Linked DNA regions of Mus musculus: region 1 is linked to region 2. The links are chromatin contacts, found by Hi-C or POLR2A ChIA-PET in ENCODE. All regions are on one chromosome and are shown on one strand. The core of a region is the stretch at or near the end of the contact, and the rest is flanking DNA. Distances in the headings are between cores, read along the strand shown.

What was found. Hi-C counts contacts between places; a loop is a spot of excess contacts on that map. ChIA-PET counts read pairs that join two places held with the same protein, here RNA polymerase II (POLR2A).
Region 1: a map of heart shows a loop between it and region 2 (3-fold over the local background). The contact joins the enhancer-like site here to the promoter of Inpp5d in region 2. A Hi-C loop is called at or near these places in 8 of 37 maps with a recorded cell type or tissue (heart, left cerebral cortex, mature B cell and 1 more). POLR2A ChIA-PET finds 5 or more read pairs at or near these places in 4 of 5 experiments (Patski and embryonic stem cell).

The regions. Positions count from the first base shown.
Region 1 is chr1:87,656,765-87,660,618 of GRCm38, reverse strand. All of the region lies in intron 2 of Inpp5d (inositol polyphosphate-5-phosphatase D), which reads right to left. Among named protein-coding and RNA genes, the nearest start is that of Inpp5d, 38 kb to the right of the region's middle. Within about 2 kb of position 2,483, at least 2 of the 3 ENCODE cell types and tissues checked have a DNase peak (open chromatin) inside an H3K27ac peak, as active enhancers do; they include heart and left cerebral cortex, where a contact is called at or near this core.
Region 2 is chr1:87,618,043-87,621,765 of GRCm38, reverse strand. It overlaps Inpp5d (inositol polyphosphate-5-phosphatase D), which reads right to left and starts at 1,454. Exons shown (of 27, transcript NM_010566.3): 1 at 1,135-1,454. The coding sequence starts at 1,277.

The DNA of each region.
Region 1 (3,854 bases), core at 1,234-3,733, 38 kb before region 2:
GTCCCCTTCCACATGAGATGTTGCACATATTCACCTGCCTAAGAGGCCCCCCTCCCCACAGGAGCGGGGTCTACATACTACATCTCGGTCTACCGTACTTCCTGTAATTCTGAGGAGCCTGGCAACCCCTGATTCTGTGGGGTTACCACACTGGAATCAGAATGACAGGCAAGAATTTGTAGTTTTAATTGTGAACTTGACACAGTCTAGAATTATCTGGGAAGAGAGTCTCAGTGAGGAATTGTCTAGATCAGGTTGGCCTATGGCGTGTGTGTGTGTGGGGGGGCAGGGAATAGGAGAGGAGTATTGCCTTTTTGTTTTGTTTTGGTTTTTTTACGATAGGGTTTCTCTGTGTAGCCCTGGCTGTCCTTGAACTCACTTTGTAGACCATGCTAACCTTGAACTCAGAGATTTACCTGCCTCTGTCTCTCTCAAGCACTGGGACCAACAGCACCCGCCACCTCTGCCTGGCTACCACTTTCACCTCCCCGTTACAAAGGGCCGTAATGTGGAATTATGAGTGAAAACAAAAACAAACCTTTCCTCCCGCCACCCCCTTAGTTGCTTTTTGTTATTACAGCAACAGGAAATAAAACTAGGTTAGATACCTTCTGTGTGCTTGGGCTTGGAGGTAGAAACAGTGAGAGGTGGGGCTTGGTGTACCCCCTTTTCTCCCAACAATCCCAAAGGTGGTGCTTTTTCGACTATTTTAAAATGTAAAATGTGGTCAAGAAAGGTGTCATAGGCATTAGTCATAGTCCTAGCAGGAAGCAGATGGCCATATAAAACTGGCATTTGGGGAGAGTTTGGTAGGTAGAGAGGAAGAGTTCTAGAGCTAACAGCGGAGGGAAGCAGTTTACCCCTACCCCCCTGGAACCTCCCAGCAGAAGGATAGTGCTGGAGCCCACTGAGAACTCCCAGCAGGAGGGAGCCAGTGCCAGAGGACCCACCCCCGCTTCTTCACTATCTTCCTCTCGCTGTCTTACCACCTGGCTGGGGCTCTCACTGGCTAAACTCAAAGGAGTGAATGAACCAGAGGACAATCATGATGGCAGAGAAGCACCTGTGTGTCACATGGAACATGAGGCTCAGATCAAGGCCTAGTTCATAGTTCCCTGCCAGCAGAGGGGCGTGGCTCTGGATTCTTAGCGTCTAGGCCGCCAGCTTTTGTTCCTCATTCTGCAGCTAAGGCCTTCCTTAAAAGATACACCAAGTCATTTTGAAATAGAGAAGGAACCCCAAAGGTCTCGAGTTAGCTGTGGGCCTCTAACAGCCTTCTGAGCTGTTTACTGATGTACCCTCACTGTGCCCCTTAGGAATGATACCCCACAATACCCATGGACCGTGAGGCCCCTGCTCCCCGGTGACTCTCCTCTTCCACTTGGCAGGCATGAATTCCTTCTCTCCTTAACAGATTAACTATAGCATGTGGCAGGCAGTTTGATCCAAGAGAGAGAGAACCTGAAGATGAGCGGGTGTGGTGCATGGTGTGGCCCGAGCCCTTTCACTGTGCTCCACCCTCAGCCTCAGGCTCTTCCTACTTTAAAATAATGCTTGTAACTGGGATATCCCAGGCTTGAGGCTGATAGACCTCTCCATGGGATTTGCTTAATCAACAGACTGGACATGAATTTATTATGTTCAGAATCAAAAGTCACACACAAGACAATAAAGTAAGGATTAGTTCTGTTCACGAAATGAAATATAGTCCTTGTCTCTGATTAGTTAATATGTCTACACAGAGTAACTAGAAGCAATGTTTTTTATAAGGCCTTTATAGACAACAACCCAAGGAGTCAAGCTTTGAATGCACAGCTCACTCTGCCTTGGGATATAACTGTGGTTCCTACTTTACCAACCCCCCCCCTTCACAAGAGCCTTGAAAAACCCTGTCTTATAGCCCAGGTCTGTTGACAGGGGAAACTGGTACGGTACATAACCACAGCCCACTGTTCTGAGATACATCTGCTCCATAAAACAGACCACGCTACTATAAAAGGTGCAGGGAGGTGGAGGGGAGTGGACTGCCCAGCTAGATCTTATAGGGAAAATCTTGTTCTATCTCTTGGCATCTGCATCTACCAGGGAGCAATATCCCAGAAGGTACAAAGCCATGCACAAAGGTTTTTGGGTATGGAGGGTTGGTTGGCCTTCAGGCTGGGGGGGTCCAGGTTTGAGGAAGAGGAGGGAGGGCACTGGTACCTTTAAGACTAAGGTCATCTGAAGGTCAGCTGGTGGTCAGACTGCTGGCTGCTTTTTCAGATGCAGTCCTGGGGATGACTGAAAATACCCTGGGGGCAGGGTGGGGGTGGGGAGCAGGAAAGAGCAGGCCTGGGCGGTCAGAGCCCTAGACAAGCTGAAACATCCCAGGGGATAGTTTTAATGTCAGCACTGTCTGACATCTCTAAATGCAGAACTGAAATAGACTGGGCACAGGGGAGGAAGTCTGCCAGCCGCTGAGCAGAAGTGTGGTGCTCCGGGTGGCCACTCCTGAAGGTTGGGGTAGCCTTCCTTTTAGGTTGAAAAGACTTCCCAGAGCAGGACTGCAGGCCCAAGATGCCAGCCCTTGGGAGGCAGAGACCGAGGATCAGGGATTCAAGGCGATCTTTAGCTACTTAGCCATTCTGAGGCCGGCCCATTCAGTTACCATGGAGATTTTATAGATGGTGGGAAGTGGGAAGTGGGGAACCCAAACCAAAGAGCTCCATGCAGATTCACACCAAATCAAAGCACCCTCTTCAGGTCCAAGGAGAAAGTCAGAAGACAAGGCTTAGGCAGCAGGGTGAAAGCAGGGTGAAAACACATTTGTCTGCGGGCAGAGGGGTGCCAGTGATCGTGTTTATTATTTCTGCTTCTTAGTGAGGACCCTGAGTCTGCCAGTTGAAAAGACGGTGATTGAGGGACAGGCAGGGGCTAGACTCAGTCCAAGCTTGGGGGTGTTCCACAGATACAACTTACACAGAAGATCTGAGAGCTGTGCTGGGCAGGGGGCAGGGGAAGGGGAAGGGGGACTGTGGAAGGGGGGTGGCAGCAGGGCAGCTCAGGAGTTCAGCTGGCCTGACCAGGCCTTTGTGTTTTAGATAGCATGGTCTGCCATCTCCCTATGCAGTTATCAGTGTGTCTAGGACCCAGCTTCTCCTGAGTCTCTCTCCACAGGCCCCTCTGCCCTCTCCTATCTCTGCAGTCATCAGGAAGTTTCCTCTACCTTCCGTCTGCCTTCTTCTCAATGTCTACTCACCTCCTCTGCCTTGGCCAAAAAGACTTCATGTGGGTGAAGGGGAGAGCGCATGATTTCTGGGGCCTCTGGGATTTTGTAGAACTTACTATTATTTTTAACAATAATTTTGAAAGCTTTTGGGAGCACTCAAGAGCTGGGGTGTGCATTCATGTAGGATTGATATTTTAACTTTTATTTATTGATTGATTCAAGTTCTTACATTATAGCCCAGACTTGACTCAAACTCATCATCTGAGTGTGGCGATTACAGGTGCAAACCACTGCTGGTCAGGATGACATCACTTTGGCAGCAGTACAGGGTAAGAGTCTGTACTTGAATGAGGGAGGTAGGGTGGAAGAAAGGGGAAAGGGGCAGGGACAGGGATCTGGTACAGCTAGAACACTAATAGACTGAGGAGGCGTGGCCAGCTAGAGAGACCCAGAAGCCTGGGGAAAGGGGCAGCTTGGGCTGAGAATAGTTTGGGGGACTGCTTTAGACTCAGAAACCTGTCTTTAGTTCTAGGGCTGAGAGTGGTTTCTCTAAAGGATATCCCCAAAGAAGACAGCTCACCCCCTTCCTTCTTCCTCTGAGAAAGGATTTTGCTCTGGAACCATATAGCTCAGGCTAGAGTGGAAC
Region 2 (3,723 bases), core at 205-2,704:
GATGTTTGTAACCTGTCCAGCCCTCATGGTCCTTAATCGCAGGTCTAGGTGTTCATAGAACCCACACTCCTGGCTCTCTTGAAGATGAAACTAGCCAACAAATGCCTAGCACAGCAGGTCCCAACATGAGTCAGAGCTCAGAACAGTCTGTGGTCAGTCACCCACTTCCCTCCTGCATGAAGATTGGGGGGGGGGCAGCTAGCTGCTCTGAAAGATCTTTCTCTCAGTCCAGGGACAATCTATCAGATGGTACCTGTGCTGTTCAAGTAGGCACACCCTTCCTGACAGTGTTCCTGCCCTGCTCCAGCCTGAAGCCTGGACAGGGTCTGACCACAGGACTATAGGGGTGGCGGCCTTCCTCAGAAGACGCTAGACGGACGGAGTGTTAAAAAGGAACCTTCAGCAAGTGGCTGTTTCCTCTGTTGTTAGGATAACCAGCATATTCAGCAACATCTTCACACTGGGCTGTGGGGGGGTACCAACGGGGGCAGAGACCTGGATAGGGAGGGACATAGCTGAGTGCAAGGAGGGACAGAGACCTACTCAGAGAGCAGCTCTGTGGCTTCCTGTGTCCTTGCAGCCTAGAGTAAAATGTGTACACGAGGAATCCTATCCTGATTAAATGCACCCCGGACTCAGCTCCCCAAATAGAATTAGCTCTAAGACCACATACTAGCAGGGTGGAGGAGGGGACCCTTTTGCCAAGGTTGCCCTTCACTGAGTCCCTGACTGACGCTTGAGCTGACCAAAATGCATTCCAATACACCCTCCACCAGAGAGGCCTGAGTTTCTTCCTGACTCTGTCCCTGCTCCTGCCACAGGAACTCACGGAGACCCCTGGCACCACAGGTCATGGAGGGCTGCAGTATAGGGGAGGCCCAGAGTCACTCAGAGAGCCCTAGCACCACACAAGCCTGTCATGACACAGGCTCCCTGAACTCGAACGCCAAGGTCCAAAGTGGGCCTCAGATGCTGCCCCCCCTTCTCCCCTCCCCACAGGGCAACGAAGTGCCAGTCACGTCCCACCATCCTATGACATAAACCTAACTCAAACTCCCATTACAGGGGTTCCCCCTTTGGATCCACACCTCAGTGGTCCCTGGATCTGACAGTTGGGAGGAGACGGGTACTCACAGCACGCAGAGTGCGTAGGCCCGGGGGATGGACTCGCTGGCACGCACAAGGAAGCTCCCGTCCTTGCCGGCTCTGGAAAGTAGCTCCTCTGCCTTGGAGCGGGTGATGTTGCCATGGTTCCACCCAGGGACCATGGCAGGCATGGGTCTCCTGGACTGGGTCAGCAGCCACTCCCAGGACGGACACTCCAGCAAAGTAGTTCAGGGCCCTCTCTAGGCTGAGACCTGCCGCCTGTTGCCTCTCAGAAATTGCCTCTGCTGCTCCTACCAGCTTAACTGACTGACTTCCTGTTTCAGGCACTCAGCGAGGGAGAGGAAACTGAGCTGCACAGAACTTCCTCATTATAGAAACCAAGTGGGGGGGGGGCATCATCTACCTTCCCACCCAGCCAGCACTGGCTGCCTGCTCCACCCTCTCACTCACTGGCTCTCTATTTCCCCTGAATGGGACCTAACCTCCAGAAGCGTCCATTATCAGCCGAAGTTCCACACGAGGGACGCAAGGGCTCTTTTAGCGTCAGGTTTCATGGCTGACTTCTCAAGCCTGGCCCAACATTTGTGAATAGGCCAAAGGCATGGCTCTCAGAAACCTTTGCTGATGTCCACAAGGGTGGTCACAGTTTTCCCCAGCGCCACCCAGCATACTTGTGATGGTGAGCTTTAACTGTCAACTTGACACAACATAGGATTGCCCAGGAAGAGAATCTCCATGAGGGAACGTCTGCATTGGGCTAGCCTGTGGATACATCTGTAGGGGTTGTTTTAATGAAGCTAGTTGATGTCAGAAGACCCAGCCCACTGTGAGCAACACTATTCCCTAGCTAAAACAGTCTGGTTTGGCCCCTCTGGACCTCTGCTGGGCACCTGGGGCTCACGGAAGGGCTTACATGTCCCTATGGTGCAAGCTGGCCACTTTGGTGATATATGTTACCGCGTTCTGCACTGCAGAAGCCCAAATGGCCAGTCAGGCTATTCCCTCTGTGGCTAGACATGGCTATGTTTGCTCACCCCTTAAAGGTCACCGTTCAGTACTAGCTGAGTTCTGCAGGTACTAAGGTAGCCACTGTCCCTTTGATCCCAGAGCTGGGTGACCTTGTTCCTCAGGCCAGGCCCACCAAGGGAAGTGCTGGCTTACGGCAGAAGTGGTGATTGTTCACTCCTTCATCTGAACCTTGTCACGTTAGATGTGACAACAGACCTAAGCCAGGCACCCCCCTACACACACATGCACGCACATACTGGAGCTTGGTTGAGCTTATCGCTCTCAGCCTCAGTTTTCTTTAGACTGCAGGGTGTAATTCAGAAAGGAGCTCTGGTGTGTGGAGGACATGGGAGCTGTGTTGATGTCATCCATGGCAGGAGCTTGGGGCCTGCAGGGCACAGCTGGTGGGAAATCTGAGAGTGGGTAGAGTACTCCAGCCAGGTCCTGAGCCAGAGGGAGGGGACATGGTCTCGACAAGAGCTCACGTCTACATTCTGATTTTGCCACCTGGAGGCTGAAGATGTTAACTCTAACTCTACAAGGGACCCTTCATGGAGTCCTCTCAAGTTCACAGTACCCCATGCAGCCCTCCTTAGGAAATCTCTGTCTAACACATTGTCTTAGTCAGGGTTTCTATTCCTGCACAAACATCATGACCAAGAAGCAAGTTGGGGAGGAAAGGGTTTATTCGGCTTACACTTCCATACTGCTGTTCATCACCAAAGGAAGTCAGGACTGGAACTCAAGCAGGTCAGGAAGCAGGAGCTGATGCAGAGGCCATGGAGGGATGTTCTTCATTGGCTTGCCTCACCTGGCTTGCTCAGCCTGCTCTCTTATAGAGCTAAGACTACCAGCCCTGAGATGGTCCCACCCACAAGGGGCCTTTCCCCCTTGATCACTAATTGAGAAAATGCCTTACAGTTGGATCTCATGGAGGCATTTCCTCAACTGAAGCTCCTTTCTCTGTGATAACTCCAGCTGTGTCAAGTTGACACAAAGCTAGCCAGTACAATTGACCCCTTGTCAACTTGACACACAAACACATCACTAGTAAGCCTCAACCCTTACAATCTTATTCATCCCCATTCTAAATAACTTTAAAAGTCCCACAGTCTTTACATATGCTTAAAATTTCAATCTCTTTAAAATATCCATCTCTTTTAAAATCCAAAGTCTTTTTACAATTAAAAGTCTCTTAACTGTGGGCTCCACTAAAACAGTTTCTTCCTTCAAGAGGGAAAATATCAGGGCACAGTCACAATCAAAAGCAAAAGTCAATCTCTAACCGTCCAATGTCTGGGATCCAACTCACGATCTTCTGGGCTCCTCCAAGGGCTTGGATCACTTCTCCAGCCAGGCCCTTTGTAGCACATGTGTCATCCTGTAGGCTCCAGACGCCTGTACTCCACTGCTGCTGCTGCTCTTGGTGGTCATCTCATGGTACTGGCATCTCCAAAACACTGCATGACCCCTTCAGTCCTGGGCCATCAATTGCAACTGAGGCTGCACTTTCACCAATGGCCTTCCATGGCCTCTCACAGTGCCAAGCCTCAGCTGTTCTGCTCAACTCCTTCATGCCTTCAAAACCAGTACCACCTGGGTGACTCT